2 separate regions of the Homo sapiens genome follow, and region 2 is linked to region 1. The links are chromatin loops, found by intact Hi-C in ENCODE. Cell type or tissue: IMR-90. All regions are shown on one strand. Each heading gives the region's core, and the rest is flanking DNA. Links, peaks and the distances in the headings are about the cores only.

Region 1 (7,778 bases), core at 2,852-5,351:
AAAACCAGGATTCTCCCTCCTCCTTTGCCAGAAGTCAAAACCATCCCTAAAAGGCACTGGATGAGAACTTGGAATTGGCCTTGGGAAATGAACCCAAATGATTGTGTAAGATTAAGCTCTATATATGTAAAACAGATTCCCATGTCGGGGATGCTCTAGCACAGCGGCTCTCCAACTTGAGCACGCATCAGAATTACCTGGTGAGGGCCGGGCGCAGTGGCTTACACCTGGAATCCCAGAACTTTAGGAGGCTGAGGCATGAGGATCACTTGAGCCCAGGAGTTTAAGACCAGTCTGGGAAAATGGCAAAATCTCATCTCTACAAAAAATATTTAAAAAAAAAATCAGCAGGGCACAGTGGTGCACACCTGTAGTCCCAGCTACTTGGGAGGCTGAGGTGTGAGGATTGCTTGAGCCCAGGACGTCGAAGCTGTAATGAGCTGTGATTACACCATGAAACTACAGCCTGGGAGCCAGAGTGAGACCCTGTCTCTAAACGAATGAGTGAATGAATTAATTAATGAATGGATAAATAAATAAATCACCTGGTGGACTTGTTAAAACACAGGTGTTGGGCCCCACCCCCAGTTGTTGATTCGGGGGGTGCTGGATGGGCCTGAGAATTTGCATTTCTAACAAGTTCCCAGGAAGTGCTGATGTGGCTGGTTGGGGGCCCCACTTTGAGAGTCCCTGCTCTACTTGGACCTAGAGGAGCCAGCCAATAGCATCTGCTACCCTCAGAAACAAGGGAGGTGCTCTAGCTGGGCACTGGCAAGCTGGGAAGCCATGGTCAGATGCATAGGAAAACAATTGTGATGCCACCTCTTCTGTCCCAGAGAAGGGCCCCTGAGCATCTCTTGGGTGCAAACCCCACACCCAAATCCTGGTGTACCCAGGGGCAGCCTGGGCTCCATTTAGCTGCCTTTTCAATCCCTTCCTAAAACCCTTGAAAAGAAGGACAAAGATTTAAAGTCCTTACTCTGCATCATGGAAAAAAATATTAAGGAATTATGTAGCCTTAAGCCCTATATATGCAAATGTTCTCATTTGAATAACTGCCAATTTATATGCCCCATCAAATTAGATATTCAAACTCTTGCCCGTGTGTATGTACAGTTGTTCCTCTTCCTGGTCCAGGCTTAAACAGTCATGTGAAGGATGAGCTGCCGGCTTCTCTTCTGGGCCCCTGTCTCTTTAGAACTGAAAGGAATAATTAGGGATTCATTTTCTGGAGCATAAATTGTCCCTTTGATGATTGGGCTGGCCCTCTTTTTTGTTACATCTGTCTTAATGATACAATCGTCTCCTTCTCCCATACATGGGCTCTTGAAAATGTATATTTTTTCTTTAATCCCCCTGGGTTTCACAATACCCCTGGAGGTTGCCACAGTGTGAAGTGGGACACACATTTCACAGGTGGGGAAGCTAGGGCCCAAGGTTTCACAGGTAACCACTTGGACTCAAGGCTGGGGTTTTGGATTCAAAACTCAGGCCTCTCTCTTTGTTCCATCTTGATAGCTATACTCTTGTGCATTTTCTTTATTTTGCCTCAGAAGATCAAACTTGATGATAATGTAAAACTTTTATTATTTTCTAAGACTTCTCCAAAAACTACCTGATGACCTCTGTGGGGCATGTGAAGACAGCTGTTCTTACTTCTGTTGTGTAGATGTGGAAACCAAGCCAGAATGTATAGGGCAGGTTAGAATCAGAGCAGTGACTAAGACCAGACCATGGATTCAGCCAGTGATGTGCTGGGGCCAGCTGGGACCTGTTAGGAAGATGATTGTTAGTCTCTCTTTCCAGTTCTGCAGTAGCGGCCTCACATGGGCAGCTGGAAATTGACCCTGGTGGGATTATTTACACCATGTGATATGGTTTGACTGTGTCCCCACCCAAATCTCACATGTTGTGGGAGGAACCTGGTGGGAGGTGATTGAATTATGGGGGCAGGTCTTTTCTGCATTGTTCTCGTCATAGAGAACGAGTCTCACGAGATCTGATGGTTTTAAAAACGGGAGTTTCCCTGCACAAGCTCTCTCTTTTTGCCTGCTGACATCAATGTAAGATGTGACTTGCTCCTCCTTGCCTTCTGCCATGATTGTGGGGCCTCCCTAGCCATGTGGAACTATGAGTCCAATTAAACCTCTTTCTTTTGTAAATTTCCCAGTCTTGGGTATGTCTCTCAGCAGCATGAGAACAGACTAATACACCATGGGAATCATCAAAAACTACAAATCAGAACCCTGTACCTCACCCCTCCCAAACCTAATTCCCGATCTCCCTCTCACAGAGAAGATGTCTAGGATAAAAAGCAGCTTTATTTTCCAGCCTTTATTTTGGCTCTTCCTGGCTACAGCCCTCAGCATCCCACTCTCATCTCTTAAGGCAGGCCAGGCACTGCACAGTGGACTCCTGAGGGAGGTGATCCAAGGACCCATGGCTGCCTTAATAAGGGGGACCAGCTCAGGCCAGTACCCATGGTATATGCAGGGTCCCAGAAGACAGCTGGGGAGCTCCCTTTGTTCTAGAAATATACACCACCCAAATGCTCTCTCACTACATCTCTTTGACCTGGGGGACCCAGGACCCTGGGAGTCAGGACATCCGCCACCTGCCTGTTCTTCTCTGTTTCAGCTGGCTCAAACCCCATGTAGGTAATGAATTCTCTGTCCCTGGAGATGGTCAAGGTGAGGCTGGGCAAACACATGGTCAAATTACTATAGGAAATCCAAGCATCGTACAGAAGGTAGGCCCAGATGTCCCAATCTGAGAAGCCAGAATTGTCCTTTTTGGGGTTGACTCTTAACCTTACCTAAATTTTAGAAGCTGCTGCCCTCTCCTTCTGGGTTAAAAGCCCGGGCCTATTTGCTCCCAACCTGTTCTGTCACATTGCAACACAAGGCTTTGTAACACAGGCTGACAACAAGCTGTCTGAATACCACAGCTGAGGTCCTCCCATGTGCTCAGAACCTAAACAGTGAACTGGGTTGCTAAAATCTCTGATTTCCCTTTGACATTCCCACCAGTAGAACTTCCCTGTAGGAACAAGAAACTGGCTTGAGTAGGTCTCTGTTAACTCACTGACTGGCAGTGCCTCATCAGCCCCACAGATACAGCAGGGCAGTGATGCATGGAGCCCCAGGCTGGGAGCTGCTGGGAGACACGGGCTCTAGTCTTGGCTTGAGAAAAAAACATTTCTCTTTTTTTCTGGACCTTGGTGTTCTCCTCTCTGTGTTGAAAATACAGGCAAATGACTTTGGGCAGTTCATAATGCGAATTTCTTCCTTTTTCCTAGAAGAAATGGTCCGTTCCAGGGCTAACACTCCATCTCACCATTTTTATCAGCTCTCTAATACAGGAGGAATCCTCCAGCAAAAAAGACAAAAAATAGCTACATTTTCATGGAGGTGGGAGGAAATGTTTAGTGCATTTGAGGTTTATTTGTTCGTGACTTATACCCCATCTACTTCCTGAATGTATTTAAGGGAGTTTACAATAGTAATACATATATAAAGTAGCCAAAAAGAGAAAGAAATAAACCAAAGAGGTTTCTCAAGCCATTTAGAGAATTGGGAGAAAGAACTGTTTGGGAGCCTGAGATAAGATCTGATTAACCTCTGAGCTGCCTGGCAGGCAAAGCAAAATGAAGCAACCGAAAGATAAGATAATCCATGGCACGAAGATCCTTTTCAAGGAAAATCTGATCCTGGCCTGGGGGATGGGGCTTTGATGCCTAGGAGACGGGGGTGGCCCACTGGCATTGGGGTGCTCTACTCCTTCATCCAAGTAATGCTATCACTCCACCGCTGACCTCAACTAAACCCCCAGAAAGTACAATGGTGCCTGCTGTATTTCCACACCAGCTTCATAAATAAACATGGACGCCCAGGAGGAATTCCCCAAAGAAAGTTAGGAAATCAGAGTTGTGTTTATATTAAGGAGCAGGGCATGCAAATACAGCAGCTGTTTCCATCCGTAAATAGGAGAGGAGAGGGATTTGGTGGCTGTTTGTGATGATCAAGTGTGGTCTAGACCAAAATAGTCAAGTGTATTTGGGTTGGGAATTAGGTACAGACTAACATGGGGTGACTCGCTTCATGCAATGTCTTTGGCTGAACACATTGTGGACAAACTGGTCCTCCTAAAGTGAATATTATCTTACATGCACTTAGGCAGGCATCAATTAAAAGACTCCATTGGCTAATCTTTGGTCAAGGTTTGAAAACATCTGTTTCCTTGATCCATCTGGTATAGGTGACTTTTCTAATAGATGTTTTGATTGAAGAGGGAATCTAATATACTCATTAAGTGGGAATTAATCAGCTTCCTCATGCCTGGATGGTCGTAAAATGCCTTTGCACCCTTCCCCTCTTCTAGCCCACATTCTTTCTTGTGTCATCACTTAAACAAATCAACTTTAAGTTTATGTCAACTGAGTCAGGAAAGGGACACGGTGTGATCTGGATGCCTGTGATTATTCTAAAGGTGAAGGCGCAACTGCCAGCTGTGTGTGCAGCCCCCACAGAGACAATGTGGTCTCAGAGTTCCTGCAGAAGCTCAACCCCCAGGGTATTTGCTGAGGCTTCAACACACAGGTGGATAAGACAAGAAACCTGCTGTCAGCTGAAGAGGTCAGATTAAGAGAACAGTAACTTCCAGAACGGTTTACAGGAGCCTGAGCTGAGCACACAATGCCTTTCATTAGATATCCCTGAGGATGTCTGCAACCGCCTCTCCGCCCACCCCCACAGCCTGGAAGGAATGTCTCACTCACATTGGACAAACCTTGTGATTCCCCAACAGTGTCAAACCTTCTCCTGTGTCTCACGGGATTTCCCCTGTCTGGAATGCCCCTCCTTAATTTATCTAGGGGTTCTCAATGAGAGGTGACTGTGTTCTCCATGGGACATTTGGTAATGTCTGGAGATGTTTATGGTTGTCACGACTGGTAGGGGGCGGAAGGATGGTGGTGCTGCTGGTGTCCAGAGGGCAGAGGCCAGGAATGCTGCTAAACATCCTACAACGTGCAGGGCAGTCCTCACAGCAAAGGATTATTCAGCCCCAAATGTCTCTAGTGTCCAGAATGTAAATCTCTAGCTAACATGCTACTTGTCCTCCAAGACTCAGCAAGAAGCAACACTTGCTCAAGAAAGCCTTCCTGCATTCCCCCTGGGCTCCCAGGCCTAGTAGGGAGTTGGGCCCCAGGGTAAATGTTTGAGAATGACCATAGGAATGAACACAGGCTTCCATGCCGTCTTCACTTTCTCTCCTGGACTTTCACCTGCCCAAGTCAGTTCCTGGCTAGTGGGCATGGGGAGCTCTTTGCAAAGAAACCTCTGGCCAGTCCCTTCCAGCCTCAGTTTCCCCACCTGTAAAAAAGGAGCACAGACCCTTACAGTGCTGACCCGATTCTGCCCCATGCTCCCTCCCCTCTGAGGTGACAGCTGCTCACTTCATAATCGCCTCAGCATCAACAGCTGAAGTGCAGAGAGAAACCGAGATTAACTCCACTCCAGCAAAACCGTGGGAGACGGAGAACCTTGTTAGAGAGATGACATGAAAGCCTCTGTTTAATTAATCCCCAGAGCAGAGGCTTCTCCGGGCTGCTGATTTGTACCCTCCAGCTGCCTCTTATTTCTGGTCACCTCACATCCTCCTGCACCCCCCAGCTGGCCGAATCGACCCAGACAGCTCCACTTCAGAGAGCAGGAGCCAGGGAGGCGCTGGCTGGGGCACCAGGCTGCCATGTGACCTTGGACAAGTCTCTTTACCTTCATGGGCCTCAGTTTATCTATCGTCCAATGGGGATAATAATGCTCAGGCTGAGTGTTATCATCTATCATGAGAAAGAAGATGCAGCTGGTATTCTGGGACCCTATTAAATATCAGGCCTTTTATCTACATTCTTACATTGTTCCTCATGCTGATTCTCCATCCTATAGAGGAGGAGACCGGGTCTTGGAGGTGTTGATGAATGCATGTGGTCCCATGGTGGTGGAATTGGGATGTGAGCAGTTTGCCCAGCTCCAAGAACCATGTTCTCTCCCATGACACTGGCCTCGTGATCTATACTGCCTATGGAAGACCTCTGGGAACTGGAGCTGCTATCCACACACAAGCCTTTCTCAGAATCACCATCGCACTGCACACTGTCATCCTTCATTAACGGCTAAAGCAGATGGGGGTGATGATATCCTGGAGGAGAGGAAAGTGAAAGAGCCGTGAGCTGGAGGTGGGATTTGAGCTGGGCCTTGGAGGGTGGGCCGGAGAGGAGCAAGGAGGGCGCTCCAGGCAGAAGGAAAGACAAGCCCAAAGGCACAGCAGCTGGAGTGGGTGTGGAGGATGCAGGTGCTCGTGAGAAGGGCACCCCAACCAAGGTAGGGACCAGATGGGAAACGATGGCCATGGGGCTGCAGAAATTGGCTTGTTGGAGGAATAGGCTGTCCTCTCCAACCTCTGTTCATGAAGAGCAGCTCTCAGATCCCTCATTCACACTCTGGGTCAATGATAAAAACTAGCAAAAAAAAAAAAAAAAAATTGAAAAGTAGAACCCTTGGAGATAATTAGCATTTTAATTGGAATCAGTGCTTCAGGCTAAAGGGAAGATGCTTTAATGGTAGAATTTCAGGCAGCAGCTGGCAGGTCCGGTAGGATCTGGGACGCTATTACACCATGCGGGGATCCGCCAGTCCACCCTTTTCCTTCTCCCCCACTTTTCCATTCAATTAACCTCACTGGGTACCTTCTCTACACCAGGCCTTGTGGTAGGGGCTTTACCTATAGGATCTCGTTTAATTCTCAGAACTAACTCCAAGTGTTTTCTATCCCCTTCTTCTCTCAGGCTGGCCAGGGTTTGTTGAAGTAACTTGCCCAGTGTCCCACAGCTCTTACTGACAGGGCTGATATTAATCTTCAGACCCACTCAACCCCCTGTCTGGTGCTCTTCCAATGACAACTCTTGGCCTGATGGAAAGAACAAAGGGGGACTCTATCTCCGCTCCCCAGACCCCAGTTGTGTGTCTGTGTTGGTAAGAGTAAATGTGAGGCTGGGTGTGGTGGCTCAAGCCTGTAATCCCAGCATTTTGGGAGGCGGAGGTGAGCAGATCACTTGAGGTCAGGAGTTCAAGACCAGCCTGGCCAACATGGTGAAACCCCGTCTTTACTAAAAATACAAAAATTAGCCGGGTGTGGTCACATGTGCCTATAATCCCAGCTACTTGGGAGGCTGAGGCAGCAGAGTCACTTGAACCTGGGAGGTACAGGTTGCAGTGAGCCCAGATCATGCCACTGCACTCCAGCCTGGGCAAGAAGAGTGAAACTCCATCTCAAAAAAAAAAAAAAAAAAAGAAAGAAAAAGGAAAAAAAAAAATGAATGCCTGCTGGCCTGGAGATCCAAGAGGGGCTCCAAAAAGTTTATTTCCAGCTAATTTAAGGTTCTCAATTTAAGAACTATATATTGTTAAAAGTATTAACCATTTCATATGAAAATCATTCTAAAACGTTGAGCTTTCCTGTTCTAACAAGCAGCAATTAGGGAGTCCTGGGTGCTATTTATTTTTTCTTTAAAATATTATTTTAAAAAACAGAAATGAGGTCTCACTCTGTCACCCACACTTGAGTGCAGTGGCGCAATCACAGCTCACTGCAGCCTCAAACTCCAGGGCTCAAGTGATCCTCCTCCCTGAGCCTCTGAGCGCTGAGACCACAGGTGTGAGCACCTACACACCAACTAACTGGGTGCTGTTCTATAGTAAAGGAATCCTCTGGGTACCTAG
Region 2 (7,778 bases), core at 1,835-4,334, 100 kb after region 1:
TCAGTTTTGCAAGATGAAAAGAGTTCTGGAGATAGATGATGGTGATGGCTGCACAACAGCATCAATGTATTTAATACCACTGAATGGTACGCTTAACAATGGTCAGAATGTTATGTGTATATTACCACAGTAAAAAAGCTGAAAGAAATACGTATATAAACACACACACATATATATGTATATAAAACATACAAACACATGTATACAAACAGAAAAAGAAAAACCTAGAACTCAAAAATGTCAATAGTGGTGATATCTTGGGATAATGGAGTTATTGGTGATTTTTCCCTTTCTAATTATTCTAAATAAATTTGTATTACTTGTTGAATTAAAACAAAACCAGGGCCGGGCACGGTGGGTCATGCCTGTAATCCCAGCACTTTGGGAGGTCAAGCTGAGAGGATTGCTTGAACTCAGGAGTTCAAGATCAACCTGGGTAACATGGTGAAATCCCCCTCTCTACAAAAAATACGAAAATTAGCCAGGCATGGTGGTGCATGCCTATAGTCCCAGCTACTTGGGGACGCTGAGATGGGAGGATCCCTTGGGCCATGGAGTTCAAGGCTGCAGTGAGTGGAGATTGTGCCACTACATTCCAGCCTGGAGACAAAGTGAGACCCTGTCTCTAAATAAATAAATAACAAAACCAAAAGACTAAAAATTAGATTGAGGGAAGACCTATTTCTATGAAGTTATCCCTAAATCTTAAGGGATTAACAAAGAAGTTAATCATACCCAACCCTACACTTGAAAACTGGAAACAACCCTTTATTCTATCATTCATAGCATTGTAGTCTAGAATGTTCTTATAGCAGGTAGGTGTTATTTGACCAGCATCCTTTAATTCAGGGCACCACCACTCTGCCATTTCATGATTTTGAAGTGGGATTGACTGGATGTCTTATTCTTTCCCAGGCAACATGGATGAGCCTCAAAAGCATTATGCTAAGTGAAAGAAGCCAGACTCAAAGGCTGCATACTGAATGATTTCATTTACAAGATATTCTAGGTAAGGCAAAATGATAGTGACAACGATCACATTAGTGGTGGCAGGAACTAGAGAGCTGGGGAGGGGGCTGGCTCTAAAGGGACAGGAGAGAACTTTGGGGGATCCTGTAAATGTTCTCTGTTATAAGTGGTTATAGGATACTACACATTGTCAAAACTGAATGCATTGTACACTCTGAAAGGTTAAATTTCACTGAATAAATAAGTTCAACACATGTGACTCAAAAAATAAATTAAAACTTTCGTTTTATTTTTTCTTTTATTTGTTTATTTATTGAGAGATAGAGTCTTGCTTTGTCACCCAGGCTGGAGTGCAGCGGTGCAATCATAGCTCACTACAACCTCAAACTCCTGGGTTCAACTGATCCTTCCGCCTCAGCCTCCCAAGTAGCTGGGACTACAGGTGTGCACCACCACGCCTGGTTAAGTTCTTACATTTTTTTGTAGAGACGGGGGTCTCTCTATGTCTCTGACTCCTGGCCAGGCTGGTCTCTGACTCATGGTGGAGCTGGTCTCGAACTCCTGGCTTCAAGCGATCTTCCCACCTTGGCCTTGCAAAGTGCTGGGATTACAGGCATGAGTCACCATGCCAGGCCTCAAAACTTTTACAACAGTTTTAAAAATTAATAAGAAGGACACTTTAAACAAATCAGCGAGAATGGCGGGTAAAAGACCCTTTGGGGCCTCGGCTCTGCAATGGAACAGCTGGCTTAGGCCAGGGGAACTGACAGCCCCAGAGACATGAAGATCATCAACATCTGTCTTCTTACAAGCAGCAATGGAATGAAAGTGGGAGAAGCCCCAGGGGCACCAGGGAAGAATATGGGCAGGAGGGCTGGGCAGAGTCCGGAGCCCAAAAATCCCCTTCCCTGGTACTGGTGCCCCCTCAGACACTCTGGGCTGTGCCCAATCTGCCTCCAGCTCTGCCTCAGCTCACTGCCTGCTGGAGCCATCTCCCAGGTCTTGGCAGCTCTCCCTCCTCACTCTGGTACTGACCACCTGGCATGTTTTCCCCTCTAGTTTGCTTCAGAGCCTTCTCTCTCCAACTGCTCCGTAGCTAACCCCAGCCTGACTCCAGCCTCCAAAGCCAGCTATTGAGAAAAAAAAATTATAAATGGGAAACAGTTCGAGATTTGGAGCTTATTAGATTTCAAGTTGGGAAGATCTACAAAAGATGCTGATGCTGCTTTGAAGGCACATATACTTCCTTCCTAAATTCTTGCTCTGATTCCTAACTAGCAACAGATAACCAAGTTACCTCACTATCACCTAATGCCAGTAGGAAGAAGGAGAACATTAGAAATAATATTATCCTTGGATATCTCAAAGAGCTAAAGGCTGAAGTTGTCCTAACCAGCTGCTTAACCAGTCACAACTAATTATCAGGTGAGAGAAATCAGGAAAAGCCATGCCACTTCAGCAGAATGGACAGCCCGGCTGGGCCCCATCAAACTTAGGGACAACTAATGTGTTCTTCCAACTCCCTGATGTATCTCCTCGGGATTGTGGTCCATGGCTTCTCTTCTCATTTTCCTAAAAAATCTCTCATAAGCCTGGGGCTATAGGAAATTAATATTAGTAGTGATGGGCTCAATTTCTAACCTCTGCATGGGCAGGGGATGTGGAATTTGCATACCACTTCTGTATATGCCTTCTATATACCATTTCCTAAAAACAAGAAAGACTACCCACCCCACCTCACTCCCAAAATAACCAAAATGATAAAGCCCAGGCTATTTGACAAGGGAAGTTGAGTCTGTAGTCAAATGCTTAAGAGATTTCTGTTTATTTAACTCTGCTCCATGCATCGCTCTAATAAGGTTGTAGAAGGGACATTGGCCACACCAAAGGAAGCTCTCAGGGGCACTCATAAGCAAGGCTTGTCCAGAGAACTCTTGTGGAGGGCTCAGGCTGAGAGGAAATGTAGGACAAGATGCCCCGGGTCCTGGTCCACACTGGCTGGTCCCTGGGAGCCAGACCATGAAACAGAGAGACATGAACCTCAACCAGCACTGCTCTCTCTCTCATCCAAAAGAGCTTCACAAGGAAGGATATCCTTCAACACCTGTCCGCTCCAACCTCAAGCCCCTCCCTCCCGATCTGCTCCCATCCCCAGCAAGGACATCCTGACCATACACAGAATAAAGAGCTCCCCCTTGAGTGTGAAATGAGATGAAGCCGTACATTTCTCCTACAAGGCCTGGAGTTCCTCCATTATTGATAGACCTAGGAGAGTCAAGCATTATCCTCTCCAGGTTCATCTTTCCAAAGGTATATTTTTCTGAAGGGGGAAAACATATTAAGGCTCATGGATCACAGTGTGAATAAACTAAGCTGTTGGTTGATGCTGTTTCATGCTCTGTCTGAAGGAACCTGGGCAGGTGAGAGCCCTGGCACCTGGAGCCAGCTGGCAGAAAGAGCAGGGGAAGGACAGGGGCAGAAGTAAAACTCTATGGATGTCGTGATTTGATCAGGCACCAGCTCTGCCGAGGACCTCTTGCCTCCTGCAGATCACAAAATCCCAGACTGTCAGACCACAAATACTCTTAGTTCCAACTCTACCATTGGAGATACAGGGAAACTGAGGCTCAGAGGGGCAAAAGAGATTCCATGGCATCTTACTCCTGGCCTATGGTTTTGCTTTTTTTCATGAAGAATTTTTGGGATTCTAGAAGCTGGGATAGTAAGGAACTTTAGAGATCATCTAATTCAGACTCGCATTAAAGATGGCTATGTTCTAGAACTCAGCCGGCCACTTCAGACAATAGGCATGGTGCTCTGATCATCCCTGGAGAACAAACTCACATGAGATATGCATACAATTGCGTACCAGTGACAGCAGATTAAGAACCTGGCCACAGTTATTAAGGATCTACTATAGGCTAGGAAGTTGACAGAAATTATTTCAACCTATATTCTAAACTATCTTTTGAAGGCCATTATAATTATCCTCACTTTATGGTGGAAGACACTGAGAATCAGAAAGGTTAAGTAATTTATTCAAAGTCACAGCAGTAGTAAGTTCAGAATATGGGATTTGAACCCAGGTCTCTGAGACTCAAAAAAAGCATGATTGTGTCATTAACTCCTCATGGTGTTTGTATGAAGACAGAGAGATTGAAAAATGTTGAATTTTACCTCTTTATTATCCCTAATGGTGGAGGAGGTGGTGCTGAAAGGCTGATTGTAGAGTTATCAATCTTATCTATCTTTTAGCGTAAGTTCCTGCTTTCATTGACCATCTTCCCAGACTAGGTCACTTTCTCCTATTACACACCTCAGTATTTCCCTTCACAGCGCTTTTCACAGTAGTGATTTAATTGCCAATGTAATTATTTGGTCAATACTTCTCTCTGTCAATAGACTATAAGACCCATGAAGGTAGGGACTGAGTTCAGAGTCTATCTTGGTCACCACTACATCTTCTGTGCCTAGCACAGGGCCTATACCAAATATGTGCTCATAGTATCTGTGGAACAAATAGATGAATGGTTGGACGGATGGGTGGATAGATGCATGGATGAATGGAAAGATGCATACATAGATAGAAGGATGAATGGATGAATGGACGGACGGATGGATGGATGGATGGATGGATGGATGGATGGATGGATGGATGGATGCCTGCATGCATGCATGCCTGGATGGGTGGGTGGACGGACAGATGCATGGATGGATGGATGGATGGATGGATGGATGGATGGATGGATGCATAAATGGATGGTCAAATGTATGGATGGTTGGATGAATGAATAGATGAATCTCAGCTCACTGATGTCCTGAAATGTGCAGTGACCCAAAGCCCTGGGCTCTGAGAACCAAAGCAGACAGGACTTTGTTTTTGTTTCTGAACACTGCCTGTGTGGTGAGTCACCCAATTTTTGAAAACCACATGCTTCTTTCCACAATCAGGCTGCCCAGAGGGGCCCCCAAGCCTCAAAGAGCATCAGGAAAACACTGCTCACACGCACAATTACTGCCAGTTTCTTATCGTTGCTGCTTTGATGTGCTGTTTGTGAGTCAGAGCTGCTGTTGCCTCAATGCTGTTCCTGTTTCAGCAGCATTCTGACATTTTTTTTTTTTTTTAAAGAAAAAAGTCGGAAGTGGCAGACTCTGTCTTTGGGCTAGGACTACAGACTGTTATTTGATTTGATTACTGCTTCATTTGATTATGGATGGACTCGGGATTGAGGGGGATAAGGATATCAAAGAGAAAATGGTGGCCATATCCCACCTACGCTAAAGTAAAGAGTACCACTCCAGCCCTTTGGAAGAGAACATCCCCAACTCTTCCCCAGCAGATCCACTATATGGAACCCACTGTGGTCAGACTGGGGTCTGGCTATTTCCTGCCACACCCTGAACTTTCTCACTTCCTTTCTTACCTATACATTTCCAGTTGCCAAGAATGTCACCCCTCTCCCCATCTCCACCTCTCAAAAATACCATGCAGCCTTCCAAGGCTAAACTCAGTTACAGCTTTCTCCACTGAGCCTCTTCTGTTCACTGCAGTCAACAGTCTCCTGACCTGCCTGCTCTTTGAGATCTTGTAACATTCACTTCCCATGTGCTAATTTACTCATGTTACTATCTGACGATAATGTGCATTTTGCAATGTTCTGTTGCAATTTAAAGGAAGAAAGTTATGATGTCTTGAGGATAATGGCACTCTTGGGGCCAAAAGAAAGAAGCTGGAGTCCAACTAAGCTACTTTCTTCCTATCTGATCTCTGAGAAGTTATTACCCTCAGTTTGTTCATCAGTAAAATCAGGGTTTTTCTAGACTTGAATATCAGATAAGATAATCGTCCTAAACATGCTTTGTAAACTGTACAATTGTGGTGTATATGAAGAATAATTAACATCATCTTCATCCTTTCCATCATTACTGTCAGCATCATCAGCATCATCACTGCACTTCTATTTCACTTCCCATGTGTTAACATACCTGGATAACACATATTTGTTATCTCCTAAGCTGGACTGTGGGTCTCTCATGGTTAGGGACCTAGCGGCATACCTCTGAACCTCCTTATCTTACACATAGCACAGGGCTGGGTACACCGTTGATATCCAGTGACTGTTTCTCAATTGATTGATAAACTCAGATGAAAATAACTCAATAGGAGAAAGCTATATATGACAAGGAATCTTTCAGAGGTCCTGTTTTATTTCTTCCTTTGTTGTAAAAATAACAAATGGAAAGAAGTACATTATTAAAGTCAGCAACATCTCTCCCCGCACCTGACAAGAATGGTCTTGCACATTTTTTTTGCCATATCCCTTGACAGCACCAGGACACTTCTCATTCCATAGTCTCATCCAACCTTCAAGAGAATCCTTGAAAAGGAAACAGGGAACCGCAGGTGCATAACGTCCCATTCTACAGTCAAGTGAAGTGAGGCCCAGCAACATGATCTCACTTACTCCAAGATGGAGCATTGAGTCATTGGTAAAACCCCGCCCATGAAGGAGGTCTCCTAACTCTTGGCCCTTGGATGTTTTGAGGTGGACACTGATTCCACTGAAAGAGAATTTTCTACCACTAATCAAGGAGACAGAGGTTTTATAAATGATACCTTATTTATTCTTCATGGTGTCCTTGAAAATGACCTATCATCATCTCCTTTGTATCCATGAGGAAACTGACACTCTGAGAGGTGAAGTGACCTGCCCAAGGTCACGGAGAAGAGGTGGGGCCAGGCTCTCATTTCCCAGTACCCACTGAGCACACTCTAGGCATGTGGGCTGAGCCTACTGCCGGGCTGTGAATCTCTCCCCCCTGTTCTCTGGTTCCTTGATTCACAGGAAGTTCAGGTCAACCACATCCTGCCACGTCTTTGCAGACAAGATAACGATCCCCACCACCACCATTCTCTGTCCCACCACAGCCCAGCAAGGGCAGACAGGCTTCCTTTACTCTTTTGATAACCACTGTATGTCACAGCTAAAAGGGGCCTAACTCTGAGTTTCCCTCCTTTAAAATCATCTGGTCCACATGCTAATGGTCCAGAATCCCCAGGTCATCTCTATAGCTTGAAATAATCATTCTAAAGTAGGGGTCCAGGAATCTGTATTTTTAACAAGCATCCTGAGTGATTCAATGAGTGTTCAAGTTTGGGAAACCACTAGTTAAACCCTGCTGGGATGACTTTTCCCTGTCATCCCAGTAGTGTAGGCTGGGTTGTATCTTTGTCATACTTACTGTGTCTGTTATAAGGGGCCACTGAATGCTACTGAATTTGTACTTTGCCATTAAGGAAGAAGGCCTGGAAAGTTAATTAAGCCAGCTTGAGATCTAACCCGTCCAGCTCTGCATAAGCAAGAGGAATGATGCATTTGGAGGCCCTCCTGAAGAACTCCCAGCATGCCAGCCTAAGTCCACATGTTCATCATCTGAAGCCACCTTCTTGGAGTGATCTGGAACTGACCCTCAATCCACAAACATTAACCTTTAGCCCAGCAGTAGGCAAACTACTTCCTACAAGCCAAAGCCTGCTGCTTGTTTTTTGTGAAGTTTTATTGGCACAGAGCCACACCCATTTGTTTATATATTGTTTATGGCTGCTTTTGCACTACTATGGCAGAATAAAGCCTAAAATATTTACTATCTGGCGCTTTACAGAAAAAGTTTGCCAACCCCTGCATTATCCCATCTATCAACCAGCAAAGCTTCATTCCTGTGGCTGTATCAGATGGCCTCTGGCTTTCCCAGTCATGTACCCACAGTATCACAGCAGCAGAGTGCTTGAGCACCTCGTAGGGACTTTA

The links. Hi-C counts contacts between places; a loop is a spot of excess contacts. Peaks named below come from ENCODE experiments on the same cell type or tissue, not always from the same donor. Only the 100,000 strongest peaks of a DNase experiment are listed, where the experiment ranks them.
Region 2: a loop joins it to region 1, with 4 times the contacts of the local background. A loop is called at or near these places in 3 of 110 quality-filtered maps.

What each region holds. Positions count from the first base shown.
Region 1 is chr15:69,858,911-69,866,688 of GRCh38, reverse strand. No RefSeq gene overlaps it. Among named protein-coding and RNA genes, the nearest start is that of LINC00593, 28 kb to the right of the region's middle. In IMR-90, for the core only: no CTCF peak of the experiment used is centred there; DNase peaks (open chromatin) are centred at 3,968 and 4,808; H3K27ac peaks cover 442 bases.
Region 2 is chr15:69,758,257-69,766,034 of GRCh38, reverse strand. The region is part of intron 2 of LOC107984788 (a long non-coding RNA gene); the gene reads right to left. Among named protein-coding and RNA genes, the nearest start is that of LINC00593, 73 kb to the left of the region's middle. RefSeq lists an enhancer at 5,033-5,102. In IMR-90, for the core only: a CTCF peak has its summit at 3,146; no DNase peak of the experiment used is centred there; H3K27me3 peaks cover 147 bases.